Linked DNA regions of Homo sapiens: regions 2 and 3 are each linked to region 1. A link is a contact called in ENCODE Hi-C or POLR2A ChIA-PET data. All regions are on one chromosome and are shown on one strand. The core of a region is the stretch at or near the end of the contact, and the rest is flanking DNA. Distances in the headings are between cores, read along the strand shown.

Region 1 (3,557 bases), core at 737-3,236:
TCCTGGGATTGCACTTTCTTTCTCATTTATCTAAAGATATTTTTTCAATATCAAGTGTCTCCTGCCTTAAAACAAAAAGATGAGGAGTGTTCCACATTTGCTGTCTTTCTTTACTTCATTGTTAGTCCAACCTCAACTCACTGAAATCTAGACCCTTCCCTCATTTCATTTAAGCTGCTCATACAATCTCATTACTGGCCTCTTTACGGTACCTTTTCCAGTTTTCATCTTATTTGACTTCTCAGTGGCATTGACAGCACAACAAATGACTACATTTTCCTTGCTGGAATTTTGCCCATTAGGTCTCAGAAAAACCATTCAGTCTAGGTTTTCCTCCTAATTTGCTAGGTATTGCTTCTCAGGTTTGGATAGTCATATTTTTCCAAGCATTCCTTAAATACTGTTCCTTCCCTACCCCCAGAGTTCAATCCTGGGTCTTTATTTGCCCTCATCCTGTTAACTCTTTCTGTGAATTTGTCCTTACAGTTGGCTTTCACTGACACTGAAAGGGATGATGACTAAAGCAATTGAAATTTCAAGCCCAGGATTCCTTCCTGAGCCATTGGGGCATGCTGGAGTCCCACAGTACCAGAAGTACCTCTTGGCTGACCCCTCCAGCTTCTAGGAGGTAATTATTAAAGTTCTGACTCCAACTGGCCTGGTCTAACTCTTCACGGTTTGCTATTTTCTTTTTCCTTCTCAATTTTGTGTGACTTAAAAATAAAACTTTTATTTAACTTAATAAATCTATCAATATTATAATTTTAAATTCTATTTTATAAATATCAGAAAATATAAAGATTTCATTGAATTACCATGAGCAAAGATTATAACAATATAATGTAACACTTATTTTATTGTTTTCAAATAATATTTTCATATTTAGTCATTAAATCCACACAACCAACACGTAACTTTATTATTATTGTTTACTGTAGGGAATTTAGGCTTCTAGAGGTTTGGAGTCTTGCCCATGATCACACACTAGTAAGTGACAGAACAAGAAGCTGAAATATTAGAAAAAATTACATATCCTCACATAAATATTTTATGGTCTTTAACTGTCACCAATCACAAAGTCGTGCTCCAGGGTTGAGAGTTGTTTTTCTCAAAGATGCTACAAAGAAGGAAACATTTAGTTTCTTATTCCTTGCTGACTTTTATTTTTTTGATAGAAGAAATAATTTAGTCCTAAAGCATTAGAAAAAATGAAAAATTAAAGAGGGAAATGAAAGACCATGAATCACCTACAAAGTGAGTTTTATATTCTACATAGTCAAGAGTTAATAGCATATGTATGCTTTCTTTTGCATGAGAGTGAACAAATTACAAGCTGGACAAGATGTATCAAAATTCAAAAATAAATCTTAATTTTTTATAAAGGATTTAAAAGCTACTTCTGCAAGATTCAGACAAATTGCTTGTCCTCAGTGCATTTTGCTCAGTTCTCTCATATGGTGATGGCCTTTTGACATTGGCTTTAAGGGCCTTTGCTGATCTTACCACTCGTTCCATATGTTTAAACAAAGCATGTGGTTTTGCCAGCATCCTGCCACAGACAGGGAAACATAATCTCTGAATGAGGCAGGAGCCCAGAGCCCAGAAGATCTTCAGTTATGCTGGGACGAGACTCCCGTCTAGCAATGAGGGGCAGTAACATTCCTCCCTGGCGCCTGCTGAAACAAATTTCAAGAATGGTAACAGTCTTGTTTTAAGGTTTTAAAACTATCAGTCTGGGATCAGCAGCCTTTTCTAAGAAGCTGTGGATGCCAAATTCCAGCTGTCACAACTTGCTTCTGTGAGAACCTCTGCTCAGTTGGTCAGAGACTTGGAAGACGAACCTCGTTAAGACTGTGAGCCACAGCTCTTTTCAGACAGACCAAACCCAAACCACAAATCGCCCTCTTGAAAACCCCAGCCTTTCCTTCTTGGTTTGGAATACAGGGTTAACACAAGGTTATCTGTAGGTTAGATGTGAGCACCCAAACAAAATATTTAGCCAACTATATGACTAGTTTGTGGTTTCAGGTTTTTATTTCAAAATATTTGCAGCCCATTAATCACTATCATGAAAGAGTCTTCATCAAGGAGTTCACACTCAGTTCATTTATTAGGCTACAGAATCAGTATTTATATACTTGTATCACAAAGAGAAAAAAATAATTGACCAAATTGAATCAGAAACATGTCTAGGATTTGAGGCCTTCAAGCAACATTTTTTTCTCTTTACAAGATTTTCAGTTATCCAATCGTGACTGCAGAGTGGGTGACATTGGTTCTCTTAGGGAAGGAAAGGTAAGGTTTCAGCTCCACATGCGCTTTCTCAAGACCAGAACCATGACTAATGAATTGCTCAACAGGAAAAATAGCTGATCTTCAAAGAGTTGAGAATGTGTAGCTGTAGTGAATATTACACATAAATAATGTTTATTGGACTTGAGTGATCTCTCATTACACTCCTTAAAAAGAATTTCCTGAATTATTTTTATGGGCAATTAAGTCATAGTTAACAATAATTAAATGCTTAATATGTGAGGGCACTATTTTGAGTCTTTTACTTGCATTAATGCATTTAATTCTCACAATACTACTTTGTGGTTGCTATTTGCATTATGCCTATTATATCGATAAATACTAGCCTAGAAAAGTTAAATAACTTGCCCAAGATCTCATAGCTAGAAGGTAGAAGGACCAGAATTTATCTTTGATGTTATAATTTAAGCAATAGATGGAAGGTCATGTTTTCTACTGTGGAACTTACTGTGTCTTTTGGCTTCTCCTCCAAAATGTGTAGGGGGCTACCTACACAATAGGTGTCTGCCTATGAAATAATAGTACGATTGGATTTTTGGTGATGTGGCTTCTTCCATTAGTACAGTTTGTCACTTTTAGTAAGTCAAGTGCAGTGTTGATACTCTGGGTCAGTGTTTTCTTTGGACCACTGGGGTAGGAATTAGAAGCCCTCAGTAACAGATTCACCTCTGCCATCAACAAACTCTATATCCTTAACTAGTCTTTTAACCATTTTGAGCCTCTGTGTCTCCTCTCTACCTGAAGGTAATAAGTCTTGCCCTGTCCCGGCCAAAGAACAGAATCCCGGACATATCAGTGACAAGAAGTTTGTTAAAGTAATATGTCCATAAAAATATTATATGGATATATGTTGTTATTAATTTTTTATTAAATAAACACCAAGCAACCTTAAAGCCATGGGAGTGAGTTAAACAAAAAGTTTAAGTAGCTATTTCTTATACGGCAGGAAATTTTGCCAAATGTCATTGTGTTTAATTTTGTTGAAGTACTACTTATCTATTTTTGCTTTAGTGCTTTTGGTGCTGTATCTAAAAACTCATTACCAAACAAAAAGTAACCTAGATTTTCTCCTAGATTTTCTCCTAGAATTTTATAGTTTTGAATTGTACATTTAGGTCTATGATTTAGTTAGAGTAAATTTTTTTGAAAGGTGTACAATGTGTGTTTATTTACTTATTTTTTTTTTTTTGTTTAACTTTTATTGTAAGTTCAAAGGTACAGATGCAGGTTGGTTATATAGGTAA
Region 2 (3,850 bases), core at 291-2,790, 530 kb before region 1:
GTTGGCCAGGCTGGTCTCGAATCCCTGACCTCAGGTGATCTGCCAGCTTGGCCTCCCAAAGTGCTAGGATTACAGGCATGAGCCACCACACCCGGCCAAAATACCAAATTAAAATTTTAAAAACAAGGTAACAATGGAAGTGTTAGTCCATTTCAGGGGCTGATGCGCAAGTTAATTCTTGCCCTCTCCTCTTCTCTGTGGCTCTCCTCAGCTGGCTAGTGGCGGAGGCAGCTGTGTTATTTATATTCTGTGGCTGTCAGAGGCCTGCTCCGTGCTCCTCAACCCATGTGGTACCCCGATGACTTGGCCACAGTCCAGTTGTCACAGGATTCCACAGCAGCCTGATCCTTCTTGCACCAGTGGCAGGCCAGCCTGGGCTCCTTTGCCCCTCCACTTTGCCTGTGTGTACCTCAGATGTGCAGAAGCAGAACCTATTTTTCTATCTTGTATTTTAAGCTCTAACTCTAAACTACTACACAGCTCAAGACTAAGTAGGGCATTGTTAAATTCTGGATAGTGGTCTACAGATTTTGAGTGGCATTTAAAAAATACACTTTTAGCCCTAAATCTTGAAGTATCTCTGTCAGTCTGGGTCCTCTAAAAAGGACCCAGTCAAAATGGGATTAGATGAGCAAGAGATTTATTAGGAAAAACGGGCAGGGAGCATGAGGTGTCGGGGATGGCCTTCAGCCCCTGATGCGGGTCTGAGAAAGGAGAGCAAGAAGGAAGGACGGAGTTGGGAGGAGCCTCAGACCACAGTGCAGCTCTAAGAATGTCTCTGCCAGGCCAGTGAGGATCCCCCGGCTCCAAGACCTGAAGCTTCTCATTAGAGGAGTTCTGTGTCAGGCAGAGGTGGCCTGGTCCTATTATCCCCACTGCACTATGCCATTATCTGGGAGCAGCCCGTGGAAAGTAGCATCTGGTTTGAACGCTGCAACCAGCTTAAAGGTGGGGCATCAGAAGGCTGTTAGTCAGCTCTCTTCTCTGCTGCGGGTCCTCTGGAAGGAAGATTTGAATGGGGCACCTCCATGGTCACCACAGTACCCACAGGTGTACCCTTATATCCTAGGACCCTTGGCCTCACTCCGTCTGTTCTACTCCCCTCTCTAGACCAACTCATGGCAACGTGTAAAAGGAGGTGACTCATTCCCTTCCTAGGTTCTCAGTCCCCACAGAGAAAGTTTGGATAGGGAAGTTACACCTCTGGAGGCTCACCTTTGTTTGCCGCTATTTCCTAGCCAATAAAACCATTGCTTATTAAATCCTAATTCCACAGACATTTCAGTGCTGAAATTCCCTGCACTGAGTTAAATACAGAGGACGCAAGATAAATAAGAAACGTAAATGGGCTCATATCCTATAGAGGGTTATGTACACTTTAGCAGAAATTTTAATAATTTGATAAGAAGAGAAATAGACTGGATCAGAAGAGGACTCTCCTGACCAGCCTGGGAAAAGTCTGAGCAGAGTCTGCAGGGGCAAATACAACTTACTCAGACAAAAAAGGCTGTCAGCAGCAAGTCTAGGCAGAAGCCAGGAGGAGTTAGGAACAGACTATAAGAAATGGTTGGTCTGGAGGAAAAAGGGTAAAACTTATGAGGTAAGCAGTATACAAATTTATGCTTGCAAATTTCTTTTTTCTTTTTCCTTCCTATTCAAAGGTCAATGCTTCGAAACTTGTACTTAGTTTTGTCAATAGTGTCTCATGTGCATTTTCTGAGTGTGAAGAGGATTTGGGTAGGCAAGACTAGAGAACAGCAGGAAGTCATTGCCTATTAAATTTTTATTTCCAGCCATTCACTGATGTATTGGTAAGAGGACAGGAGTCCTGGGGAAAGACTGCCTCATTTACACTCCAAAGACTTGGGTTCTGATCTCCATGTCGTGGCTTATCATAGTGTAAGCCAGTTATGTACCTCTAGAAATGGAAGTTTCTGCTGTTTATAAACTGGAAATAATGATACATGTCCTGACTCCTATTGGGTTGTTGCAAAGGAATCAATTGAAATAAGACAAGACTTTCTGAAGGCACTTTGCCAACTTTCAGAACTGTAAAGATTAAGGGACTGCTACTATGTGCTGCTCAGGAAATAACAGGCACCTGGGAAAACCCACGAAGTAAGGTTTTGTAAGAAGTTGCTCTGCTCCCTGGGAGAAAACGCGGAGCTCAACACTGCCAAGAGGAACAAGTCTGGGAAATTACGACATGAGGTAAAGCAAATAGGGCTTTTCGTTTTGTTTTTGGATACCACAATTTCTTACATGTCGTTCTTATTGTTTACCCTTCCTCACCATTGGTGGTTTTGAAATGAAAGGAAATTGGGTTAGAGAGTATTAATAAAGCAAGGGAGATGGCTAAAATTTACTTGATGTAAAAATAAACCGAACCACTTTAGTGTGGGGAGAATCAAATACTACACATTCATTATGTGGAAAACAAATTCATCTTTGTGGTGAATCAGAAAACTTTTCTACTTTCATGGAACACTATCGGCTCCCCATCCTCTCACACTCCCTGGGAGAAATAGTAGTACATGATCAGATAAATATAACTTGCCCTAATGCTTCTCTGCTGAAAGATTTTAAAAAATCCCTCTCTTATTAGCTTTACTTTGTTGATGGTTTGCTGGACTCGCTATGAGAAGACCACTGAGAATATTATCAATCTACTCAATACTGATGAGAACCAGAGGCCACAGGCATTCTTATCAACATGTGTGTAAGGTCATGGAAAGTCTCCATGTCAACAGTCCTGCTAAAGTGGCCACTCCTGGAGTAGCAGTAATCTCCTAAATTGTCTATTCTCTAAGCATTTTTTAATAGAGAAATCAGCAGGAATATTTATATGAGTTCACCCAACTGGTTGATGCATACAAGGAAATTGCTGATAGCAATGTTAATTACTTTTTCTTGAATACTCATTCACAGGACAGGTTGATCTTTGCCATTTTACACAAACAAAAAATGAAATGACATCTTTTAGCCTATCATATAGGCTGTAAAAGATATTTTGGAAAATAATTTTCAAAAAAAGTGGGTGGACGACACTAGGGATTGACTCACTTAATATAAACAACAACCACTTCTGACTTGTCTTATTGAATTTTAGAGTATGGAAAGCTAACAATGTAATTCTCCCAAAGCTCTTGCAGTTTGAATTTGAGGAGTAAACTGGGCTCCATCATGCAAAGGCAAATATTAATTTTCTATTGCTGCACGCTCAGATTAAGCAACTTAAAATAACATCATTGTCTGGCTCACAGTTTCTGCAAATCAGGAGTATGGGCATGGATTAGCCGATCCTCTGCTCAAGCTCTCACAAGGCTTAAATCAAGATATTGGCCAGGGATGGGCCAGGCGCGGTGGCTCATGCCTGTAATCCCAGCACTTTGGGAGGCCAAGGCAGGCGGATCATGAGGTCAGGAGGTTGAGACCAGCCTGGCCAACATGGCTTAAACCCGTCTCTACTAAAAATACAAAAAGTTAGCTGGGTGTGGTGGAGGGCACCTGTAATCCCAGCTACTTGGGAGGCTGAGGCAGGAGAATTGCTTGAACCCAGGAGGCGGAGGTTGCAGTGAGCTGACATCACACCATTGCACTCCAGCCCAGGCAACAGTGTGAGACTCCATCTCAAAAAAAAAAAAAAAAAAAAAAAAAAAAAAAAGTTGGCCAGGGCTACAATCTTATCAGTTATCATTTTCAGGCTTTTTGGTTGTTGGCAGAATTCCGTTTCTGTGGTTGTAGGACTGAAGTCTTTGCTTTCTTGCTGGCTATCAATGAGGGATCATTCACAGCTCCTAGAGGCTTCTTGCCATTTTCTGCTACGTGGCCCTCTCCACAACATGGCAGT
Region 3 (3,490 bases), core at 131-2,630, 790 kb after region 1:
GAGGATTCTTTTTTAAAAAAAAGTAAATTTCCTTCAAACTACTTTTGATATTGTTAAAAGAGGCTCCAAAGACTTACTTTAAAATCATGTTCAAAAACTCCCATATATGAGCAGGTCCAATACCCTGGGCAATCTGACCTATTAAAACACAAAGATTCTCCACTGGCTCATATAACCATGGAACTTTTTTTTCAAATTTATGAATCAAGGCTTTAGTGTGAATAGACAGTGAGGGAATTTTTTCTGAATAGCCTCCCTATAATCATGGTTCATGACATTTTATAATGCAATTATTGTGGGACGTATCATAACATAATTGAGATTCTAGAAATGGGGATGGGAGGGAATAGAAGGGACACAGTTACTCAAGAAAATGCAAATGCCATTTTACTTGCAAATTAAATGTAAAATCTAATGAAGTGGGTGTAGAAATTGATTGAAAAATTAATTGAGAGAAACAAATTTGGAATATGTCTGTAAGGAACATCTGTAAGTAATTCTGCTCTGACACACCTCTTCAGAGAATCAAGTGCTTCCTGTTAGCTAAAACTTGAATGGAAGCCAGGCTAACGATAGATCTTTAGAACGTGTCAAAATAGTCCAATTTATACCCTGAAGCCAATTGGCGAACTCATAGACTTGCCTGGACTTGAACAAGCAACAGGGAATTTTCCAGTGCGAGCTCCAAATCAATATTTAGCCCAGAATTTGTTTGTTTGTTTAACATTTGCCTCCTTTTCTTTCTGTCATTCTCTGTCTCTCATTGATGATAACTTTTAAAAATAAGCTGGACATGTCAAGACATTTTGTCTTTAAATACTTCAGCATGTAGCACCTAAGAAAAAAGGCATTCTCCTTTATAATCACACTATCACAATTAAGAATTAAGCTCCAAGTTTCTACATTCTATTTGCTTGTCATGTCCCTTAAATCTCATTTACTTTAGAACAGCCAGCACAAGCACCACTTTTTTTTTTTTTAAGGTTTCCGGGACACTGACATTGTGATGAGTCCATGTCACTTGACATGTAGAATCCCCTCCCCCCACACCACCACCAATCTGTTTTTGTCTGACTGTGGGTCAGACTTTTGAGAAGTCGATCACACTGGTGTTTTACTATTCATCTGTATCTTTGAATGAGAGATAATTGTTTTTAAAAAAATTAAATGAGTTGGCCTTGTTAGATATTAAAAGTGTCAAAGAGAGGAAGAGGTAAGGAACTGTTGATTTGTTTTAGTGCCAGATTCTTCAGATTAGATTCAGATGGTATATTCATGAGGTGTGTGTGAATCTTGAAATTTCTGAGCATGTTTTTCAATGATTCATCTAGCCTTTGGAGATTTACTCAAAAACTCCCTTTTCTTCCTCCACTGAGAGATTTTTGAACTTGAGAATTTAGAAAGTGATTGTTCATTATCCAAATCCTTTTAGGAGAAAAAAAAAAGAGTGGGTGGCACTCTAAAGGAAGAATTTTAGTTGCTGGGATAAGAGACAAAATTTATGACTTTCCCACTGATTCCTCAGCCAATATTGCCCCTCCCCAGTACCCACTTCTCCAGAGATTAAAACATGCTTGAATTGGAGTAGGCATTTCCTTCCTTCTATTCAGTGCCAGTTCTCAGAGGAAAACATTCATTTTGCTCTTTGATTCCTGTAGCCCAGAGACAGCAATGAAAGGACCTGCTGCTTCCTGGAGTATAAGGATTTCATCTGGGGGGCTGCAGGGCAGGAAAGAGAGTTTAAAGGGTGTGTGCATCAGCGTGGGTGTGAATGATTTCCCCCAGGGCCAGTTAGCTGGCCTGGAGCCCAGAGTATGCCATTCATCCACCTTAAATTGCACCACACAGCAGAGATGGTTGAGGGAGAAGTCACTCAATGGCAGTGCCACTTGCTGCCAGTTTTCATTGTGTCTCTTTGATATGGAATGTCCTAGAAACTGATGCAGTTTTCTACTTCTTCCCAGAGGGGGAGTAAAAGATGCATGGTGTAGTGGGTGAATAAACTGTAAATGAAATAAACCAAAATGAGAATAGTGAAGCCAAGAGTTGAATCTCCTCTCATGGTACTGTGGTCCTACAAATGTAAAGATGCTTGAGTCTTTTGTCGTAAGTCCTATTTCTAAGCAATGAGGAGATGGCAAAAATAAACGATCTCTTGATACAGATATGGAATGTATTCAAATATCTGATGTTCAAAATGTAGACCCAACTTGATCCATTTTGATCTGAGAATGTTTACTTCTACCATTCAGCCTCAGGTTACAAGAAAAATAAACATGAAATCAAGTATGTAAATAAATCTGGCTGTGCTCCTTGCAACTTGAAATCAGTGTCTTTGACTGTTTCTAATTAAGGAAATAAGAGTTGAAAGCACTGGGGTTTTGTGGGGTTTTTGTTGTTGTCATTATTATTTGACACAAAGAGAAAATTTTGATCAGCCCACATGGTGGATTTGTCCAAATGTTGTGGGAAGTCAGGGACCCTGAACAGAGGGACGGGCTGAAGCCATGGCAGAAGAACATAAGTTGTGAAGATTTCATGGACATTTATTAGTTCCCCAAATTAATACTTTTATAATTTCTTACACCTGTCTTTACTGCAATCTCTGAACATAAATTGTGAAGATTTCATGGACATTTTTCACTTCCCCAATCAATTCTCTAATTTCCTATGCCTGTCTTTACTTTAATCTCTTAATCCCATCATCTTCGTAAACTGAGGATGCATGTCACCTCAGGATCCTGTGATGATTGCATTATCTGCACAAATTGCTTGTACAGCATGTGTGTTTGAACAATATGAAATCTGGGCATCCAAAAGGAACAGGATAGCTGTGATTTTCAGGGAACAAGGGAGGTAACCATTGGGCCTGACTGCCTGTGGGGCCAGACAGAACAGAGTCATATTTCTCTTCTTACAAAAGTGAATAGGAGAAATATTGCTGAATTCTTTTTCTCAGCAAGGAACAGCCCTGAGAAAGAGAATGCATTCCCAGGGATAGGTCTCTAAAATGGCCACTCTGGGAGTGTCTGCTTTATGCAGTTGTAGATAAGGAATGAAACACGCCCTAGTCTTCTGCAGCACCCCCAGGCTTGCTAGGATTAGGAAATTCCAGCCTGGTGAATTCTAGTCAGACCGGTTCTCTGCTCTTGAACCTTGTTTCCTGCTAAGATGTTTATCAATGACAATGTGTGCCCAACAGGACATGGACCTTCATTAGCAATTCTAGTTTTGCCCTGACCTTGTGATCTCGCTCTGACCTTCTGCCTTGTGATCTTTTATTGGCCTATGAAGCATGTGATATCTGCGGCCCACACCCTATTCGTACACTCCCTCCCCTTGGAAAATTTCTAATAAAAACTTGCTGCTTTTGCAGCTCAGGGAGCATCACAGAACCTGCCAACATGTGATGTCTTCCCCAGACACCCAGCTTTAAAATTTCTCTCTTTTGTACTCTTTCCCTTTATTTATCAGACCGGCCAACACTTAG

Evidence for each region. A loop is a pair of places that touch in the nucleus more often than their neighbours do. ChIA-PET counts read pairs that join two places held with the same protein, here RNA polymerase II (POLR2A). Pooled maps may share reads with other maps.
Region 2: a loop to region 1 is called in a map of mammary epithelial cell, with 7 times the contacts of the local background. The contact joins the promoter of LINC02541 here to the enhancer-like site in region 1. A Hi-C loop is called at or near these places in 5 of 168 maps with a recorded cell type or tissue (Calu3, PC-9, chondrocyte and 2 more) and 3 of 50 pooled maps. POLR2A ChIA-PET finds 5 or more read pairs at or near these places in 2 of 52 experiments (A549 and PC-9).
Region 3: a map of endothelial cell of umbilical vein shows a loop between it and region 1 (3-fold over the local background). The contact joins two enhancer-like sites. A Hi-C loop is called at or near these places in 2 of 168 maps with a recorded cell type or tissue (IMR-90 and endothelial cell of umbilical vein) and 2 of 50 pooled maps.

Annotation. Positions count from the first base shown.
Region 1 is chr6:113,119,185-113,122,741 of GRCh38, reverse strand. LOC105377956 (a long non-coding RNA gene) reads left to right here. Exons shown (of 4, transcript XR_942894.1): 4 at 487-620. Among named protein-coding and RNA genes, the nearest start is that of LINC02518, 310 kb to the left of the region's middle. Within about 2 kb of position 1,986, at least 7 of the 41 ENCODE cell types and tissues checked have a DNase peak (open chromatin) inside an H3K27ac peak, as active enhancers do; they include PC-9, endothelial cell of umbilical vein and mammary epithelial cell, where a contact is called at or near this core.
Region 2 is chr6:113,647,765-113,651,614 of GRCh38, reverse strand. It overlaps LINC02541 (long intergenic non-protein coding RNA 2541), which reads left to right and starts at 1,540. Exons shown (of 3, transcript NR_125844.1): 1 at 1,540-1,600.
Region 3 is chr6:112,328,606-112,332,095 of GRCh38, reverse strand. No RefSeq gene overlaps it. Among named protein-coding and RNA genes, the nearest start is that of RFPL4B, 17 kb to the left of the region's middle. RefSeq lists an enhancer at 2,856-3,441. Within about 2 kb of position 1,380, at least 2 of the 41 ENCODE cell types and tissues checked have a DNase peak (open chromatin) inside an H3K27ac peak, as active enhancers do.